2 separate regions of the Homo sapiens genome follow, and region 1 is linked to region 2. Evidence: chromatin loops called from intact Hi-C (ENCODE). Cell type or tissue: PC-9. All regions are shown on one strand. Each heading gives the region's core, and the rest is flanking DNA. Links, peaks and the distances in the headings are about the cores only.

Evidence for each region. Hi-C counts contacts between places; a loop is a spot of excess contacts. Peaks named below come from ENCODE experiments on the same cell type or tissue, not always from the same donor. Only the 100,000 strongest peaks of a DNase experiment are listed, where the experiment ranks them.
Region 1: it touches region 2 in a loop (5-fold over the local background); 3 of 110 quality-filtered maps call a loop at or near these places.

Annotation. Positions count from the first base shown.
Region 1 is chr2:127,062,371-127,066,370 of GRCh38, reverse strand. It overlaps BIN1 (bridging integrator 1), which reads left to right. Exons shown (of 19, transcript NM_139343.3): 8 at 2,353-2,438; 9 at 2,725-2,800. Among named protein-coding and RNA genes, the nearest start is that of BIN1, 43 kb to the left of the region's middle. RefSeq lists a silencer at 1,117-1,585 and enhancers at 1,304-1,598, 720-1,919, 1,448-2,273, 3,724-4,000. In PC-9, for the core only: CTCF peaks have their summits at 1,395 and 1,604; a DNase peak (open chromatin) is centred at 1,370; H3K27ac peaks cover 2,034 bases.
Region 2 is chr2:127,187,333-127,203,307 of GRCh38, reverse strand. It overlaps CYP27C1 (cytochrome P450 family 27 subfamily C member 1), which reads left to right. Exons shown (of 9, transcript NM_001367502.1): 4 at 1,977-2,186; 5 at 3,769-3,932; 6 at 7,807-7,973; 7 at 9,441-9,519; 8 at 10,011-10,214; 9 at 15,921-15,975. Among named protein-coding and RNA genes, the nearest start is that of CYP27C1, 25 kb to the left of the region's middle. RefSeq lists a silencer at 6,061-6,355. In PC-9, for the core only: CTCF peaks have their summits at 5,129, 5,330 (motif pointing left) and 6,195 (motif pointing left); a DNase peak (open chromatin) is centred at 5,307.

The DNA of each region.
Region 1 (4,000 bases), core at 1-4,000, 130 kb after region 2:
ACCCTGGGGGAGCAGCGAGAGGGTGAGGCAGGTGATCACACCTTTGGGTGCTGGGCTGTGGGTGTTTCACATTTTGGCCAAACTAGCTGTCCCATTTGGGTCCCATCTTTATTTGAGCACATCCTCCTTGTCCCCAGCCCACTCATACCTGGCTGGAGGCTGGAGAGCCTTTGGAGTGGCCTGTGGGCAGCTGGCTGGCTGTGAGATGGCACAGCTGGGACTCCGGGGCTGCCCTGCTTGGGAACTTGACTTTGGGGAGATAGTGCATCCTCTCTAGGCTGCACCAGGGGGCTGGCCGGCTCCATGCAGACCCTGGGCTAGTTCTGAGCTGCTCTCCACACCTGCCTCAGCGTCCTGAATGCTGTCCTCGGGACCCCGGGCCCATGTGACTCTGCTCTTCCCCACTGTTAGCTTCAGTGGAGCTGGGGTGGGGGCACTCTCTCCTCATGGCAGACAGCCCTCACCTTACTCCCTGCCCCTTCCACATGCTTCCTAAAGAGCCAGAATATGAGGAATGTCACCCAAAGGGAATACAAGACACGGGTCCTGACTTCCAGGAACTCAAGCGGAACTGTCCCCGCTCTTGCTCTCGGCAGCGTTGCTGAGCGGTGAGAGCACGGCTGGGTGCAGATGTTCCCACAGACAAGCTGCGGTGCTGTCTTCACTGCTGTCCCCACCGTTGCCATCTGGGGAGTTGTGGGGGTGGTGGCTGCATCCTCATGGAGAGGGGGTCCTAGTGGGTACAGGAGCCGGGTGGTCCAGGCAGGTTCTTACGGAATGTGGGACTTTAGACCCACTGTTGGCAGTTGAGGGCAGGGGGTATGTGTGATGGTGCTCAGCTCACAACAGTACCCCTAGGACTCACTCATTTTATGAGTTCCATAGAACCATGGTTGGCAGCCCCCCTGCCAGGTAATGGGACACCCAGGGGAGTAGGGCAGGGATGGCCCAGCCATAGCCTGGAGACGGAGGAGGGGCAGTATTCCCCTCCTGGTGTGGGGTGCCCAGGGTCCCTGGATCCAAGAGAGGTGTGCATGTTGGAATAGACATTCTTCCCCACCCCCCGCTCCCCATTCTGCCTTTAAATTTTTATTAGATTCTGAAAAGCCAGGCAAGGAGCCCACGCCCACTCTAGCGAGTAGCTGGAGGTAACCTTTCAGAAGCCATGGTGGCCCCTCCTCCAGTCCCAACCCAAGTCACTGGGCCTAGGGGCTGACCTGGGCTAGTCCTGGTGTCTGAGGCTGGATGGGACAGCTGGCTGGGCTTGGGGCAATCGTGTGCTTTGTGGTTAAGTGGCCTTCCGGCCATCTGGCTGCCTTTGCCAGAAGGCGGCCCAGCCTGGGCCCCAGCCCCGGCCTGAGAACGTGAGGCTGCTGGCGGGAAGTTTCCCTAGGCGGGGCCTGACACTTTCCTGGGCTGTGACTCAGACCCCGAATCCCTGAGTCACTCTCGCCGGCAGTGTCCTCCCGCAGTGAGCCAGCACAGCCCCTTCCCTGGGCGGGCTGGGCACCGGGCAGGGTCTGTGACTCACCTGCTGCCCGCAGTCCCTTCCCCAGCACTCTGTGGCCGTGTGATGGGGCCTGAGCACCACTGCCTGGTGGGTGTGAGTGCCTGGAGGATGCAGGGCCTGCCCTGGGGAAGGTGTGGGCTAGGAGTGGGACCAGGCACAGCCCAGCTGCCTGGCTGCCTCCTCCCTGGCCCTGCACCCTCCTCTAGGGTCCCCCTGACATTCCTAGAGGTGCCTGAGTGGCTGCCTCTGGTCTCCCTCTGGTGGGGACAGGTCCCAGGAGAGGGCTTTGTGGGAAGGACCATCCCTGGGAGGTGAAGTGAAGGCTGGTGGCTGAGGCTGCCAGGAGCTGGCCCTCAGAAATGGGGAGGGAGCACTCAGGGGCGGGGGCAATTGGGGGCAGCGACAGATGCTGCCCTGAGAGCCAGAAGGCAGTGGCAGGGCTGGCACCTAGCCTGAGGAGGTTCATTGTGGAAGTGGGCAGGGTCCCCACTTGGCTGGGTCTGGGGTCTGCCTCTGTGCATGTCCCGTGTCCAGCTCGCCAAGCCCCAGGCTTGCCCCTCTTGTTGTGCCCTACTCCACGCTCACTGCCCTCCCGGCCACGTGGGCCTCTCTTTGGCAACGGCTGCTCAGCCCTCCCTTTCCCAGATGTCCTCAGGGTCCTGGAGGGCTGCAGGGGGAGGTCGCCAGCATGGGTGTCCACATCCAGTTCAGCCTCTGTCTTGCCCGGAGCCCTGGTCCCAGCGCACTGGCCAAGAGGGGTGGGCAGGAGGTGGGAGGACTGGCCATGGGGCTGGGCTGGCTGGGACGCCCAACAGAGGGGAATGACCCGTGCTGCCCCCCAGGCCGAGGAGGAGCTCATCAAAGCCCAGAAGGTGTTTGAGGAGATGAATGTGGATCTGCAGGAGGAGCTGCCGTCCCTGTGGAACAGGTGAGGCCCAGCACGGTGCCCAGCCTGCGTGGGGCAGTGTCCAGTCTGCGTGCTGCGGTGCCCAGTCTGCGTGCTGTGGTGCCCAGCCTGCGTGCTGCGGTGTCCAGTCTGCGTGCTGCGGTGCCCAGCCTGTGTGCTGCAGTGTCCAGCCTGAGTGCTGCGGTGCCTGGGCCCTCTCTGGTTTGTGCCTCTGATGAGCGTGTGTGGTCGCTCGTGGGTGGGTATTTCTGAGTTGCTGTCCTGACCTGCCTGTTCACCTGGCCCCCATCCTTCCGCCCTTCTGTAGCCGCGTAGGTTTCTACGTCAACACGTTCCAGAGCATCGCGGGCCTGGAGGAAAACTTCCACAAGGAGATGAGCAAGGTAGGCCATGGGGACCCCTCTGAGGGGCCACACCCCACCCTGGCCGAGGGTCAGAGTCAGAGTCGTGGGAGGGGCAGCCTGAACTCCTCCTTCCCTGCCAGGTTCAGCACACACCGGTGACCACAGGGCTCCCTCCCGGCCCTGTGGAACAGCCCCCTTCAGGAGTGCCTGGGCCCAGGAGGGCAGCAGGGCATGCTGGGGAGGCTTTGAGAGTGTCCTGGGTCCTTGCCTGGGTAGACCACCTGAGAATGTAGACCAGGCCCTCTCAAACTGTGAATGTGTTCTCTAGCAACCTTGGCCCAGGGAGTGCAGTGTTAGACAATGGTGGCAGTTTCTCAATTTGTAGGAAAAAATTACTAGCATTTTCTCAATTTTAATTTTTCTCCCATGCTTTTGAGACATTTAAATAGGCCTGTTTCGTCTGCGTGAATCCACTGTGCGACAGGGTCTGGTCTGATTAGCGTACCTTTCTCTCTTGTGTTATTTTCATTTTAACCTATCTGGCAACTAAAACGCAAAGCTGTTGAACTTTGCAGTTGGAGAGACCCAGGGCTGGCACCCCCGCCCCCAGTGGTGGGTCTGACTTTGTCTCTTGGGCCCAGATGGATGAAGTGATGATGGTGGATTCCAGGCCCAGGGTCGGAGGAGGAAAAGCAGCTTGGGGCCTCCCCTGACTCACACTTCTAAGTACGGTTTCCTGCCTTTTAGACTTTCTCTTTCCTTCTTAACTTTTCCTTTTTCCCTTCGAAGATTGGAGACAACTTACGAAAAGTTTAAAAAATAGAGAAAGGTGTTTCAGAGAAGGAACATTTATATAAAATTAGTCTGTAAAAATATATGCCACAGAACATAGTTGTTTATAAATAGGATGAAGATTCGGCTCTGAGCTCCCTAGTGGCCAAATCAAAGAGAGGAATATTCTCAGTAATGAGAATCACCGTGTGTGAGGAATAAACCTCCGCTCGTGCCTGTGCTTTCAGTGAAATATCTGGCAGTTGTAGTGTGGTCTGAAAGCATCTTGGCAAAATGACCTTAACAATTAAGATTAATGGTCTGCCAAAACAAGTTTTAAGAGAAAAATGTAAAAACAGTGCAAGCTCTATGTGGCATTTTAGGATATCCCTATAAGTAGGAGGGGAAAAGATGGCTTCCAGAGACAGCAGGCATTAGTGATATAGCCCACTTGCCCCGTTTTGTTGC
Region 2 (15,975 bases), core at 3,089-7,088:
CATCTTGGATCATTCCCTGGGTCCCAGGCAGTGTGCTAAGTCTGGGACATACATGCATGTCACCTCCACGGTGCTAACGTGAACCTGGTGTGAACCACCGTTGACCAATGAGGAAACTGAGACTTTTTTTTTTTTTTTCTGAGATGAAGTCTTGCTCTGTCACCCAGGCTGGAGTGCTATGATGTGGTCTTGGCTCGCTGCAACCTCTGCCTCCCAGGTTCAAGCGATTCTCCTGCCTCAGCCTCCCGAGTAGCTGGGATTACAGGCACCTGCCACCACTCCCGGCTAATTTTTTGTATTTTTAGTAGAGACAGTGTTTCACCATGTTGGCAAGGCTGGTCTCGAACTCCTGACCTCGTGATTCGCCCGCCTTGGCCTCCCAAAGTGCTGGGATTACAGGCATGAGCCACTGCACCTGGCTGAAACTGGACTTAAAAAAGAACTTGCCCAATGCCACACCCCCATCCCTCTTTTTAGAGGCAGAAAGTTAGTTTCAAATTCAGGTCTTTTAAACTCAAGAAGCCATGTTCCTAATTACTAATTTACATGTTCAAAAAAAAAAAACATTTTGTTTGAGCATAATTTTTAAAAAGGAGTGAAGTTGAGAGGGCATCTACTTCAAACTCATTCTAGCTTTTAGTCATATTGAATGAGTGGTACATTCCTGTTCAAATAGCAATACCAAAAAGGCTTCAGTGAAGGTCTCCCTCTTTCCTGAATGCAGCAAAGGTCACTAGTCTCTCATGTATATGTCAAGAGATGTTTTATGCACATACAGAAAAACGCATGTGAATATTCTTTTTATTTTTAAACAATAAAGGGTAGTACACCAAACATACTGTTCTGCACCGTGCTTTCTCTTTACTTAAGAATGCATCTTGGGGCTGGGTGCGGTGGCTCACGCCTGTAATCCCAGCACTTTGGGAGGCCGAGGCGGGTGGATCACCTGAGGTCAGGAGTTTGAGACCAGTCTGGCCAACATGGTGAAACCCTGTCTCTACTAAAAATACAACAATTAACTGGGCCATGGTGGCGGGCACCTGTAATCCCAGAGACTTGGGAGGCTGAGGCAGGAGAATCGCTTGAACTAGAGAGGCGGAGGTTGCAGTGAGCCAAGACCACACAATTGTACTCCAGCATGGGTGACAAGAGTGAAACTCCATCTCAAAAAAAAAAAAAGCATGTTGGTCTAACATGGTGATGTTTGTGTAAAAAAAAAAAAATAGAATGCATCTTGGAGGACTTTCTATCAGCTTTCTCATCTTTTTTAAAAAAAGCTTACCTTCAACTTTCACTCAAGTTAGCTTTGCAGAGTTCTGATGTTAATTTTCTCTAAAATTAGTAACAAAATCATCCCAGAAGTGATTGGTAAATACAGTTCACAGCTCTGCCCGACACGGATTCATCCAGGCCACTTCTGCTGCGCCTTTAGCTCTCCAGGCCTGGGCTCTGCGTTTTGGCCAGGAGGAGTCACTTTTCAATTCCTCAAGTTGGGCAAGTGGCTGGAAGGCGATCCCCAGTGGCCAGGTGGGGCAGGGAGAGGCCATGTGAGGTTTGCCGACTCCTTCCTGAGAGGAGGGTGTTGGGGGAGAGCAGTGACACGCTCGGTGATTGTCCCCTCCCCAGGGCTCATCATTTCAGACCTGTGCTCCAGATCTGTCCCAGGGTCCTCCTCTGCAGCCTTAGCCAAGCTACTTAAACTCTCAGAGTCTTCGAATTTCCTCCAGAGAGTGGGCTTCTTCATCTGTGCCTCCCAGGGCTGTGGGGCTCCTTAGGTGAAGCAGCAACAGCACCACCTGTCAGCCCTAAATGCCAGCACCCTGCAGTTCAGGATGCAGAGAAATCCTCAGAGGGACGATGCCTCATTCATGAAAGGCACCTGGACCACGTTTGAAAGTTGCATTTATGGCCCAACATTGCCTGTTGGTATGGTAAATAATCTAGAAGAGGGTTTTCAAATTCTCTTTCCTGTCTAGGAGTGGCCACCATCCTTTATGAGAGTCGTTTGGGCTGCCTGGAAAACAGCATCCCACAGCTGACTGTGGAATACATCGAGGCCCTGGAGCTCATGTTTAGCATGTTCAAGACCTCCATGTATGCAGGCGCCATCCCCAGATGGCTTCGCCCCTTCATCCCAAAGCCCTGGCGGGAATTCTGCAGGTCCTGGGATGGACTCTTCAAATTCAGTAAGAGAAGAATTGAGAGCACCTTTTGCAGAAGCAGGTTGACCTGCCGTGTTGTGTGTCTAACTCTCATCCAGACAATGGGTGACCATAGCAGAGGATGCCTAGATGTAGTCACGTGTTAGTTTTTGGACCCATAACTTTTGGATTTTTTTTTTTTTTGAGACGGAGTCTGGCTCTGTCGCCCATGCTGGAGTGCAGTGGTGTGATCTCAGCTCACTGCAACCTCTGCCTCCTAGGTTCAAGTGATTATCATGCCTCAGCCTCCTGAGTAGCTGCGATTACAGGCACCTGCCACCATGCCTGGCTAATTATTTTGTATTTTTAGTAGAGATGGGGTTTCACCATGTTGGCCAGGCTGGTCTTGAATTCCTGACCTCAGGTGATCACCCACCTTGACCTCCTAAAGTGCTGGGATTACAAGTGTGAGCCACCACGCCTGGCCATGGATTTGTTTTTCAAAGAAGCAAAAAGCATGTGGGTTGTGACTACAGGTAACATGATCAGTTTTTTCATTTTAAAATAATTTTTATTTTCACTAGCATGCTAGCAGGGACAGGTACAAGTAAATGTCCATGCAAGATGATGTCTTTACTCCAAATAAATTGGTCAGTGCTTAAAATGTAGAGTTTCAGGTCCACGCACATTCATTTGAATGTGACAATTTTTGTTCAAATCCAAGGTGAGATTACAAAGAGATTTGTTTTCTTATGTGACTAAAATTTTTACTATAAAAGCATTGCCAAAAATAAAGAAATTATTTTCAAAATGCTTAGAACAATGTTCTAGAGCAATGCTAACACTGAATAAAGTGTTTCATGGTGTCTTTTCAAGATCAATATTTAGGCTGGGTGCAGTGGCTCACGCCTGTAATCCCAGCACTTTGGGAGGCCGAGGTGGGAGGATCACCTGAGGTCAGTAGTTAAAGACCAGCCTGGCCAACATGGCGAAACTGCGTCTCTACTAAAAATACAAAAATTAGCTGGGCGTGGTGGCGCGTGCCTGTAATTCCAGCTACTTGGGAGGCTGAGGCAGGAGAATGGCTTGAACCCGGGAGGCGGAGGTTGCAGTGAGCCGAGATCCTGCCACTGCACTCCAGCCTGGGCCACAGAGCGAGCCTCTGTCTTAAGGAAACAACAACAACCACAACATTTATTTGAATATAGAAGTCCTGAAGTCTGTGCTGTATGGTAACATCCCAGATAATAATGTGTGGCCTTTTCCCCTCCACTCATTTTCTCTTCTGAAAGTGTGGTAGAAAAAAATAAAAGAGTTTGCATTTTGTTACTCATATTATATAAATAATTTATTTGGCTATTGGATTAGTAAAGCAAACATCTGCAAATATCCTACAGCTTATTTTTAAAAAGGAAGATACGTTTAGCTTGTCTTTTAACTTTTCATTCATTTACATAAGCAAGTGTATGAGTGAAACTCCCAGGTTGACGTTAGATAAATTGGGTTTCCTTACCCTCTGTCACCTGCCACTGGTTTAGTTAAGCTACTGGGAGGACAGAGGGCTTTGAGACTGAAAAGATGATTCTCAACCCAAACTCCTTTCAAAAGAAATACTGTTTTCAAACAGGCCAAATTCATGTTGACAACAAGTTGAGGGACATACAGTACCAAATGGACCGAGGCCGGAGGGTGAGCGGGGGACTTCTCACATACCTCTTCCTTAGCCAGGCTCTGACGCTGCAGGAGATCTACGCCAACGTGACTGAGATGCTGCTGGCCGGCGTCGACACGGTGAGTCTGGGGGTCCTGTTCTCAGCAAGCAACACACGATAACCCCTTCCTCATCACCTCATGGACGTTGTCTACTTTTTTGGAGCGGGAGGATGGAGTTTTACTCTATTGCCCAGGCTGGAGTGCAATGGCATGGTCTCGGCTCACTGCAACCTCTGCCTCTCAGGTTCAAGTGATTCTCTTGCCTCAGCCTCCAGAGTAGCTGGGATTACAGGCGCCCGCCACCACTTCCAGCTAATGTTTTGTACTTTTAGTAGCAACGGGGGTTTCACCATGTTGGCCAGGCTGGTCTCGAACTCCCGGCCTCAGGTGATCCACCCGCCTTGGCCTCCCAAAGTGCTGGGATTACAGGCATGAGCCACTGCGACTGGCCGTTGTCTACTTTTAAGGCAGATTTGTTTAGCACACTGTTCATGTTTGTACTAGGCCTGCTGCACTGCTGGGGGGCTCCAGGAGGAGAAAACTCTGTGTATGCAGTCACGCCTCACTTAATGATGCAGATTTGTTCTGAGAAATGCGTTGTTGGGTGGTCCTGTCATTGCGTGAACATCTTAGAGTGTATTTACACAAACCTAGATGGTAGCCTACCACATACCTAGGCTGCACGGTAGAGCCTATTACTCCTAGGCTACACAACTGTACGGAATGTTACTGTACTGAATACTGTGGGCAGCTGGAACACAGTGGTAAGTATGTGTGTATCTAACATACTTAAACATTGGCAAGCTACAGTACAAATGTGGCTTTATAATCTTATGGGATCACCATTGTATATTGGGTCCATCATTGACCAAAACATCACTATACGATGCATGATTGTATATTAAATGTAAGGTGCATAATGATTTCTGTGAAAAGCATAACCAAAATTCCATTAGCACACACACAAAATGATAATAAATGTTTAAAGTTTACAAATCATTCCTGATTTGTAAACATTTTGTCATTGTTTCATAATTTCATACATGAAGAGGGTACAGACATTAAAAACCTTATTAGTTATCATTTAAAATATTCCAGGCCATGGAATTTATTTATAAAGCCAAGAATTCATTTCATTCACTCCCCAATTTGTTCTATAAAGCCAACATAACTTCAAAACCAAAACCTGCTAAAGAGAGTGTAAAGAAAGTAAACTAAAGCAGTTTGGTTGATGAGTGCGTGTGTGTGTGTGTGTGTGTGTGTGTGTATCAACAAATTCCCTGTGAATGGAGCCCAGTAGCATGGCAGATCAATGATACACTGGGACCAGGGAGGGTTCATATCAGAATGAGACAGAGCACTGCCCATTAACCTGGGGGGAACCCACAGGCTATCCGATGGGAAAGGAAGAGGCAGACCAGCATGTATACTGTGTCCTGTGAGTAAGATGCAGCGGCACCGCCCCCTCCCGGCTGTGTGCATCTGCACATCTGTCCGTGACTGTGCGAACACAGAGCAGCGCGTGGAGGGAACACACTAGATAGTTAACATGGGTTTTTGGCTGGCTGGGGGTGGCATGGTCCGGGGGGAATAAGGAGCCAAGTTCCTTTCAAAAGCACATGTGTAATATGATACAATTAATAGGATACGTGTGAAAATGATCGCCGTGTAGGTACAGGTGAAAGCAGTTGTAAAATTTGCTAAAAGGAAATGGCAAAACAGGGAGGAGCTAGGCTGATGCTTTCAGTGGGTGGAAGATAATGAAATTTCTGGCTGGAAACTGGGGAAGCTGCGGGCTGGGGTGCTGCTGGTGGTCGGGTGGAAAGAGAGAATTAAGATTGCGTGACGCTTCGCTGTTTCCAAAGCATTGCACGCACACCCTGCCTGTCTCACAGCTTCCTCTAAGGTAGGAGTCATTGACTTCATTAACAGGTGGGGAAACTAAACAACCAAGCCCATCATCTCAAAGCTTTTCCTTTGCACGGGTGCTTCCCGGCCTTGAATAAGGCACGCCCCGCACAGACCTACATCTTAAAGGGGCAAAAAAGCCTCAAGGCTTTATTTTTATTGTAATATCACTTAAGCATGTAAAAGCGAAAAACAAAACAAAACAAAACAAAAACAAACCCACACAGCATAAACTCCTTATTCTTTTGGATTTTGTGCAACAATAAAACAAAAAGTATATGAACTAAATGCAAACTAAATGATGCAATCAATGAGAATTCTAATTAACTACCTGAATGTGATGGTGTGGATTCGCTCAAATTAAGACACCACTTGAAAGGTGAAGAAATCAATGAATGGCTTCGTCGCTGAGCTTGTGCCTCCTGTCCCCTGGTGGTAACTAAGAACATCACAATGAGGTGGCATTCAGAAGGAAGCTGTTCCTTTTAGCATCCTACAATAGAAGCCAGGGAACAAATTCTTACAACTTCATACTGATTTTTAAAAATTAGTATGATTTTATTGCGGTATAACTTATGCATAGTCAACTCCATTTAAACTGCATAATGCGATACAGATTTTTGACAGATGGAATCATTTATGAAACCACTGCCACATTTTTCTAAACATTGATGAGAATGGAATCATATAGCATGCTGTCTTTTCCATCTGGCTTCCTGCACTCAGAAGAATGACTCAGGTTCATTCATGTGGTGGCATAGAACAGTAATTGATTCTTTTTTATTACTAAGTAGTATTCCATTGTATGGATATACCACATTTTTTCCATAAAAATGTGATCTAAATAGAAATTTTCTATTCTCTTGATAGGAAGCATCTAAGTAATCTTTTATAATTTATAAGACCTTGCACATTATATTATATATACAAGAGGGCTGCCCTCTAAAACACGTGATATCTTCTACAAGAAAATGATATCAATATTGCCTGCTTAAATTAGTTTTTTTTTTTTGGTGAAAGAGAAAGGCCTTTATACTGTGGCATTTCCTTGTTTACTAGAGAGTGAAATGTAGTCCCATAGATGATACTATTGATTTTAGCGAAAATCTTGGGACCTACGAGAATAAAACAATTATTTTCAATAAGTAGAAAGGTTTGAGAAGAGGTATAAAAAATGACATGGCTGACCGGGCGTGGTGGCTCACGCCTGTAATCCCAGCACTTTGGGAGACCCGAGGTGGGCAGATCACAAGGTCAGGAGTTCCAGACCATCCTGGCTAACAGTGAAATCCTGTCTCTCCTAAAAATACAAAAAATTAGCCGGGCGTGGTGGTGAGCGCCTGTAGTCCCAGCTACTCGGGAGGCTGAGGCAGGAGAATGGCATGAACCCGGGAGGCAGAGCTTGCAGTGAGCCGAGATCGCGTCACTGCATTCCAGCCTGGGCGACAGAGCGAGACTCCGTCTCAAAAAAAAAAAAAAAGACACTGCTTTGCATAGACGAGTTATTGACTTGCTCTGTGTGGACCTTACTTGATGAAGGCAGGACACGATGGCTAACTAGTGATCTCCTGTGCACTCCAATCTCTAGATTAGGGCAGCCAGAGTGGGCCGGGCCCAGCATCCTGGGGATGCCGGGGGGCAGCCTGAGGCCCTTTCTGGCACACACCGAGCAAGCCCTGCAAAGAAGGTCACACAAAGTCCCAGCAGATCCTCCAGGCTCCACGGCATCCCTGACATATTGCTCTTCAGTGATTAAAAAAAGCTCCAGGATCATTTTTCCTGTGGCTCTTCATGACAGGAGCACATGAATCATAGAGTCAATGTCACTTGCCAAATACGTTCAGTTATTTATTTATTTATTTATTTGCCATGAATTAAGGAAACAGTCTTTCGTTTTTAGTAAGACATTAGGTGCTATATGGAATTGGATGAGTTTGACTTTGTGCTGTGTGTATTCCCAGGGGACTTCCTACCTGCCACCGCCTCTGTTTCAGTCCCTGGTGTTACTCACTGCCTGCCTGTGTCTGCCACTTTCTCTCCTTAGACGTCCTTCACCTTGTCTTGGACTGTGTACCTCCTGGCAAGGCACCCAGAAGTGCAGCAGACGGTGTACCGGGAGATTGTGAAGAATTTAGGGGAAAGGCATGTTCCAACTGCAGCTGATGTCCCCAAGGTCCCGCTGGTCAGAGCTCTCCTTAAGGAAACCCTGAGGTAAAAGGCTCGCCAGAATCCGTCAACAAACTGTGTCCCTTAGGTCCCTGGTTCTCTATCACAACAAGTCCTCCAAATGCCCCCCCGGCTGACCTGTTCAGGATGAGGATGTTCGTGACTGTTATTTTTTCTCTGCTCTTGTCAGAATAGCAGAAAGACCATTCTGTTTTATGGGTCGACATAATCCTTGTTCTCTGTAAAGATCTTTGGGCCAGGCACAGTGGCTCACGCCTGTAATCCCAGCACTTTGGGAGGCCAAGGCAGATTACCTGAGGTCAGGAGTTCAAGAGCAGCCTGGCCAACATGGTGAAACTGCGTCTCTACTAAAAATACAAAAATTAGCAGGGCGTGGTGGTAGGCACCTGTAGTCCCAGCTACTTGGGAGGCTGGGGCAAGAGAATCGCTTGAAGTTAGGTGATGGAGCCAAGATTGCACCAGTGCACTCCAGCCTGGGCAACAGAGCGAGGCTCTGTCTCAAAAAAAAAAAAAAAAGAAAAAAGATCTTTGGAGCAGTCATTGAATATTGTCCCTGCTTTAGCCAATTGGCTTACTGGGGGTTTCCCAAAATGTTCCTGGGTCAATGGCCTTTGACTTTGTTCCTCTGAAGATAACACGAAACAAGATCGATTTGTTAGGAAAATAGTTTGACCTGTTCAGCTGATTTGCAGACCTGGATACAAACCTCATGGTTCTTGAGTGAATGTTCTCATCTGGGTTTAGACGCCACCCAGTGAGGCTCAATTACTCCCAGACAGGGCTTTCCTGACAAACAGAAAAGCCGGAGGGATGTGGGTTGTCCTGGGTTGAGGGGATGGTTTGGGTAGGAGGTGGGATTAGGGACGGATTACATCCCTTCCCCCAAACACGGCATCCTCTGTGAGGAAATGCTGCGACAAAAAGCAAAGCTTGTTTTCTGCAGTATATACTAAAGAATTCTTTCAAAGCTGACTTGATAATGACCGTCAACCTATATAGCATGCTGTTGAACCTCAAAATTAAAAAAAAAGAAGCAGCTGGCTGTGGGGTTTATTGGTATTTGTCAATTAAAGTTTTATTCAGGGTTTTCTGAGATAATCCGATCGCCGAAGTATCTTTTCTCCAAATGCATTTCATGGGGCCTTAAGTCCTATGAACTATTCCTTGATAAAGTGGTCCCGTGGTCACATAAAATATTAGAAACTTGGAATTTCCCTCCTGGGAACACAATGGCATGTGAAAGGCTTGGCTTTGTGTTTTGCAAATGTTTTGCTTTGGGAGTCTTTTCCACATTCCTCAGAATACTCGCTGGTAAAGCAAGCCAACAAAGAAGCAGCAAAGGTCCTTGCAAAATGTTTCAGTTGAAAATGTACCATGTGTTACTTTTTAAGAATTTTTAATGGAAATGGGAATATATCCAGGGTTCTGAACGTTCAATAAAATACTGTGAAAGTCACCACGCCATTCCCGTCCCCGCTGGCTCTTTTCCAGGCTGTTTCCAGTGCTGCCAGGGAACGGCCGGGTCACCCAGGAAGACCTGGTTATTGGCGGGTATCTGATTCCGAAAGGCGTGAGTTTGGGGCCATGGGGGTGGCCAGGCCTTGCGGGTCGGGGTTGAATTGGAATCTGCTTCTACCTTCAGGAAGTCTTTGTCCCTAAGCAGAGATCAATAGGTTTCCTTTTCTTTTGCATGTATTTTAAGATGAAGATGGGGTGTTGGGAGAAAGGAAGGGAATGGTGTGATCTCACTGCTCTGGAAACTTACTGCTCACCAGCAAGGCAGCCCATGCTCCTTGGCCTGCTCCCCAGGCCGTGTGGAAGTGGCCAGTCACCGCTGGGAGTCTCTGAAGGGCTCGACGGTCTTCTCAGTGGCTGCAGTGACATTTGGGGTGCAGTGTGGAGTGGGAAGGGGGGAGCGGCTGCCATCCTGGGTGTGAGTGGACCCGGGCGGCCCCCAGGCGGGAGCACCCCGGGAGACTGTCCGGCTAGGGCTCTGGGCCCTGCCCTGCTCTTGAGTGATTCTGCCCCTTTTCCCTTTTCTGTCATCCCTGATTTCCTCAGACCCAGCTGGCCCTTTGCCACTATGCCACATCGTACCAGGATGAGAACTTCCCTCGGGCCAAGGAGTTCCGGCCTGAGCGCTGGCTGCGGAAAGGAGACTTAGATAGAGTTGACAATTTTGGATCCATCCCCTTTGGTCATGGGGTTCGCAGCTGCATAGGGCGGAGAATTGCAGAACTGGAGATTCACCTCGTCGTGATCCAGGTAGGGCGTGGAGGCCAAACGTTGGCCTTTGGGTTCGGCCTCTTTCTACTGGGCACAACAGGATAAAGACTTCCAGGTTGAAAAGCAAAGACGGTTTTGGAAACTTAAGATCAAGAGCCGTCAGGCACTGTGGCTCACACCTGTGGTCCCAGCTACTCAGGAGGCTGAGGCGGGAGGCTCACTTGAACCCAGGAGTTCAAGGCTGCAGTGAGCCGTGATCACACCACGGCACTCCAGCCTGGGCGACAGAGTGAGACCCTATCCAAAAATAAGAGCTCTGCATGATATCCTTTGAAAATGCCTCCCCATCTCCCGTGCCCACCCTGTCCTCCAACCGCGTGGCTACACTCTGAGAAACCCTGGAGGTCTAAGCGAGGCCCTGTGGGGATTGGGGACCCCGCCTCCACCTCTAGTGGCCGTGTCTGCAGTTAGGAGCTGGCCTCTCAGGCACCGTCAGCAGCAGCCCCCCCCCCCGGGAAAGGCACAGTGGTGCTCTTGCTGGTCTCCTTTGTTTAACTGACCCAACCATTTACACAGAGCAGTGGTTCTCAAGCTTCTTAGGTTGTGAAACATCAGGAAGCCCTGGGTGTTGTTACAGAACACCTTACATGTGAAGATACATAATTCTGGGTTTGCACCGTATCTGGATTCAGGCTATAGCAGGAACTAAATAACACCTGAAGGAAATTTTATAAAAGTAAAGTCAATGGCGGAGAAAATTCCACCCATTAGCCTCTCCTGCAAGTTGGAGAAGACTGTTTCAGCGACGGGAAACCTTGGCCCGAAGTTTGGGAGCTCCATCGTTGCCTGAACATTTGGAGAATGTGGGGAGTGCCTGGTGACCTCATCTCCCCATTTTACTGATGAGGAAACCGAGGCTCAGAAAGCAACAGCCACTTACCAAGTCCCACAGTGGCAGGTGCAGGGCAGGATCCAGGTGTCTTGACTTTTCCCCTACAAGTCATGCAGGTGCCCCCTCCAGGCTCACTGGGAGACCGGAGCTGGGCAGAAGGGAGAGTAAGGGACCAGGGAAGCCTGGTTGGCTGGGAGGAGGGGTAGAGGGATTCTGGATGGTCAGGCTCAGGGTGGGCACCAGAGCTGGAGAAGGTAAGGGTCTACTGCCCAGGGAGGAGGCACAGAACGAGGTGTGGGGAGAACCCCCACTGGCTCAGGGCTGGCTCTGGAGGCACAGGTGGCCCATGAGACTCTGCTGGGGTGGGGCTGGTGGGACCAAGTGGCCATCCCACCTTTGTGTGGATGTGGCCGCTGCCCCTGTCCCTGGGAGTATGTGAGTGGCAGCTCGATGTGTAGGGGGAGCTCAGGGCAAGCTGGCTTCACCCTCAGTTCTGCCACTTGCTGGCTCCGGGACCTTGGCAGGTTTCTCAGCCACCTGAGCTGAGCCTGTCACGTCATTTACAAAAGGGGCCAAATCCCTGCCTGATAGGTGTGTGAGGAGTAAAAACAGTCCACGTACAGAGTCTGTGCCCAAGAAGTGGAAGCTGTTCTCATCTTCTGAGCCCTGCACTAAGTCTGCTGTGGGGAGTGTTTTCAGGAAGGTCTCAGCTCCCTAAAATGCTGCTGTGCCTCCCGCAGCCACTGCACCCTCCCGAAGGGCATCGGTGAGTTGGGAGGGATGCTTGTTGCCCCCAGGCTCTGGCTGCCTGAAGAACCGGGGTAGACACCTGAGCAAGAGGCCAGCGGTGAAATGGTATTTGGAGCTCGTGATGGGGTCTTGTTTGCTGCTGTCAACATATGAATATAACTGCTAAAGTTTTTGCTTAAAAAGTCCTCATTTCTACCTGGGCAAGTGTAGAAAGGGAGCATCACGGTTTTTATTTTATTTTATTATTTTTTTTGAGTCTTGCTCTGTCGCCAGGCTAGAGTGCAGTGGTGCAATCGGCTCACTGCAACCTCCGCCTCCTGGGGTCATGCAATTCTCCTGCCTCAGCCTCTGGAGTAGCTGAGATTACAGGTGCCCATCACCACGCCCAGCTAATTTTTGTATTTTTAAGTAGAGATGGGGATTCATCATGTTGGCCAGGCTGGTCCCGAACTATTGACCTCAAGTGATCCACCTGCCTTGGCCTCCCAAAGTGCTGGGATTACAGGTGTGAGCCACTGTGCCTGGCCCATGATTTTTTTTTTTTTTTTTCAGAGTCTCACCCTGTCACCCAGGCTGGAGTGCAGTGGCGCAATCTCGGGTCGCTGCAACTCTGTCTCCCGGGTTCAAGCGATTCTCCTGCCTCAGCCTCTGGAGTAGCTGGGATTACAGGCACCTGCCACCATGCCCAGCTAATTTTTTGTATCTTTAGTAGAGACGGGGTTTCACCATGCTGGCCAGGGTGGTCTCGAACTTCTGACCTCAAGTGATCCATCGCCTCGGCCTCCCAAAGTGCTGGGATTACAGGTGTGAGCCAGCACGCTTGGCCCATGATTTTTAATTGTTAAGAAAAAAGCCAGGCACTGTGGCTCACACCTGTAATCCCAGCACTTTGGGAGGCCAAGGCAGGCAGATCATGAGGTCAGGAGTTCGAGACCAGCCTGACCAACATGTGAAATCCCATCTCTACCAAAAATACAAAAATTAGCCAGGCCTGGTGGCGGGTGCCTATAATCACAGCTACTTGGGAGGCTGAGGCAGGAGAATTGCTTGAACCCAGGAGGCAGAGGTTGCAGTGAGCTGAGATCGTGCCACTGCACTCCAGCCTGGGTGACAGAGTAAGACTCTGTCTCAAAAAAAAAAAAAAAAAAGAAAAAAAAAAGAGAAGCCACAAATAGTACCAGGAATGAGCAGGAAGGCACAACTGTATAGACAGGAGTTTATTTTTTTTTAATCAAGAAAATACCTAAAACAGTTTTTTTGCCAATGAATTTGAAGACTTAGATAAAGCATACTGTTTACTAGAAAAAATATAAGTGATCCAAATTGACTCAAATGAAAGAGAACAGACCTAAGATATCGAATCAGTGAGAGCAGATCAAAGAAATGAGTCAGTGGTAAAAAGATTTACCCCTAAATTATCCTGAACCTAGACAGGGTTATTGGCAAGTTTTATCAAACCTTCAGGGAACAGGTAATCATCATCTTATATAAATAGAGAATAGAAAAAGGAAGTCTCATTTTGTGAGACTTGCATAACCTTGATATTCAAACCTGGAAAGGATGATATGGAAAATAAAAACTACAGGCTGGCCTGACTGATTAATAATTGAAGATAGAAAATGTGCAAAATCAACAGTTGGCAGGCTGAATGTATAAAACGGAAAGGCATCTTCACATATCATCAGGTGTATTCAGGAATGCAAGGATGGTCTGCCTAGAGAAAATCTGTCAGTAGAATTCACCAAGATAAAAAGGAGGAAAATTACATGAGCATCCCAAAAGATAATTGATAAAATTCAACCCCAATTAATGAAGAAAGTCTCTTGGCACAGAAGCAACAGTGGAGCCTTTCTTTTTTTTTTTTTTTTTAATTTTACTTTAAGTTCTGGGATACATGTGCAGAACACGTAGGTTTGTTACATAGGTATACATGTGCCATGGTGGTTTGCTGCACCCATCAACCCGTCCACTAGGTTTTAAGCCCCACATGCATTAGGTATTTGTCCTAATGCTTTCCCTCCTCTTCCCCCTATCCCCCTGACAGGCCCCTGTGTGTGATGTTCCCCTCCCTGTGTCCATGTGTTCTCATTGTTCAACTCCCAACAGTGGGGCCTTTCTTAACCAAATAAATGGCGTCTGCCCCAACAGTACAGGAACATGCCTGAAGGCTACTGGGAAGGAAAGGGACAGCTTTCATGGTGTGATATTAATGTGTTCCCTTAAAATCAGGAAAAAGATATTTGATTGAACAGGAATGTTTGGAAGATCCACCCCAGCTCCCTGGGAGCTGGAAACTGGATGTAGGGGGGCGGAGGGGGGGGGCAGTGTTTTTTGTCTTTTGTCTCCTGCATAGTTTTAATTTTTTCAACAAACAAACCACTCAGAAAAGAAAAAATACCGTGTGGCACGATGGCCTTGAAGTTAGGAGACCCACATGTCCACATGTGAGTCTTCCCTCTACCGCATGGGAATGAGCAGGCGTTTCTGAGAGGTCAGCACGAGGGGTCAGAGGTTAGGTGTTTAGGCTGAGCCACCCAGATGCCAGCACATGATGTAGCTGCCTGAAAACATGCTGTTCAGCTCATTTCTTTAATAGTGACAAAGGCATGAGTTCCGCCTGCGTCCCCATTGCAAGACTTGACCCTTGAGCCTTGGTGCCCTGTCTGACTCTTAATTATTTAAAAGAGATACCTTAAAGAGATAATCGCTTTAGGGTGATGGATACTTTGGTGTTCTTTCAAACTCACTGTGTAGGTACATTCCAGTTTTACCCTGGGAGGCAGGGCTGGTTCTGCTTTTGAACTATAGAAATGAGAGATGGAATCAAAGGTACGAACCAAGATCAACAATCTCATCATTCATTCCTTTTTCATTACTATTCACTATTACCAGCACAAGTGATTGTAAATTAGGCTCTGAGGAGAGCTCTACCTCTCCTTTCAATAGTGTTAGAGGCCGAGAGTGGTGGCTCATACCTATAATCCCAGCACTTGGGGAGGCGGAGGTGGGAGGATCGTTGGAGGTTAGGAGTTCAGGAGCAGCCTGGGCAACAAAACGAGTCTTTGTTTCTATGAAAAAATTAAAAAGTTAGCCAGATGTGATGCATGCCTGTAGTCCCAGCTACTGAGGAGGCTGAGGTTGGAGGATCACTTGAGCCCAGGAGGTTGAGGCTGCAGAGAGCTGTGATCACGCCATGGGGTCCCAGCCTGGAGCCCCAGCCCATTCTGGGTGCAGCTTCTTTGCCTGGGAGACAAAGCTGGACAGAGAGGAAGGGCAGGGCGGGGACAGCCTGGGCGCTAAGTAGGAGACTATGGTATTGCCAGCTCATCTGCCCCCTGCCCTTTCCAAATGGGCTGAAAGCAAGGTCCCTCCTCCCCCCAGGAGCCTGTCCGTGGACAGAAGTCTTTAGAGCAGGTTACCTGTATTCCTAAGCCCAGGGCTGACTTTGAACTCCAAACCCTAGCCGGCCGCCGGGGGAGATAATTGCTTTAGGTGTTCTTTCAAACTCACCGTGTAGGTACATTCCAGTTTTACCCTGGGAGGCAGGGCTGGTTCTGCTTTTGAACTGTAGAAATGAGAAATGGAATCAAAGTTACGAACCAAGAATATTTAAATTCAGGATAGTAGCACGATGAAGTCTTTCGGAGGATTCAGCTCTCTCCGCCTCTGTTTCTGGCCGGGTCTGAAGTGTCTGCAGTTTCAGAACCAGCAGGAAACCCGGAATTTCACTTTGTTCCGCATTTCCCCCTGCTCCTTTGATGCCTTCTTCATCTAGACCTGCAATGGAAGCAAAAGAGTTAGAATTTGAAATGGCAAGTGAAACTTAAGTCATCTGAGCATCTGCCTGCATCTCTGTCCCACCGGCTGCCCAGCTGCTTAGTGGACATGCCTAGGCTCTGGTACGGGATCTAAAGTTCTGTTTCCAAACAGCGGGCTTCCCACTGACCTGGAGGTTCTGTAGCCTCCAAAAGCTGGATGTGGGTGCTCATTGCCTGCGCTCTCTGCAGCCCAGTGCCGCCACAGGAAGAGTAAAAGCATTCAGGGAGCACTGAGAATTTTCTGCTGTTCCAATTCTGACCCCTTCTCTCTCTTTCTCTTCTTAGTTGCTTCAACATTTTGAGATCAAAACATCTTCTCAGACCAATGCTGTTCATGCAA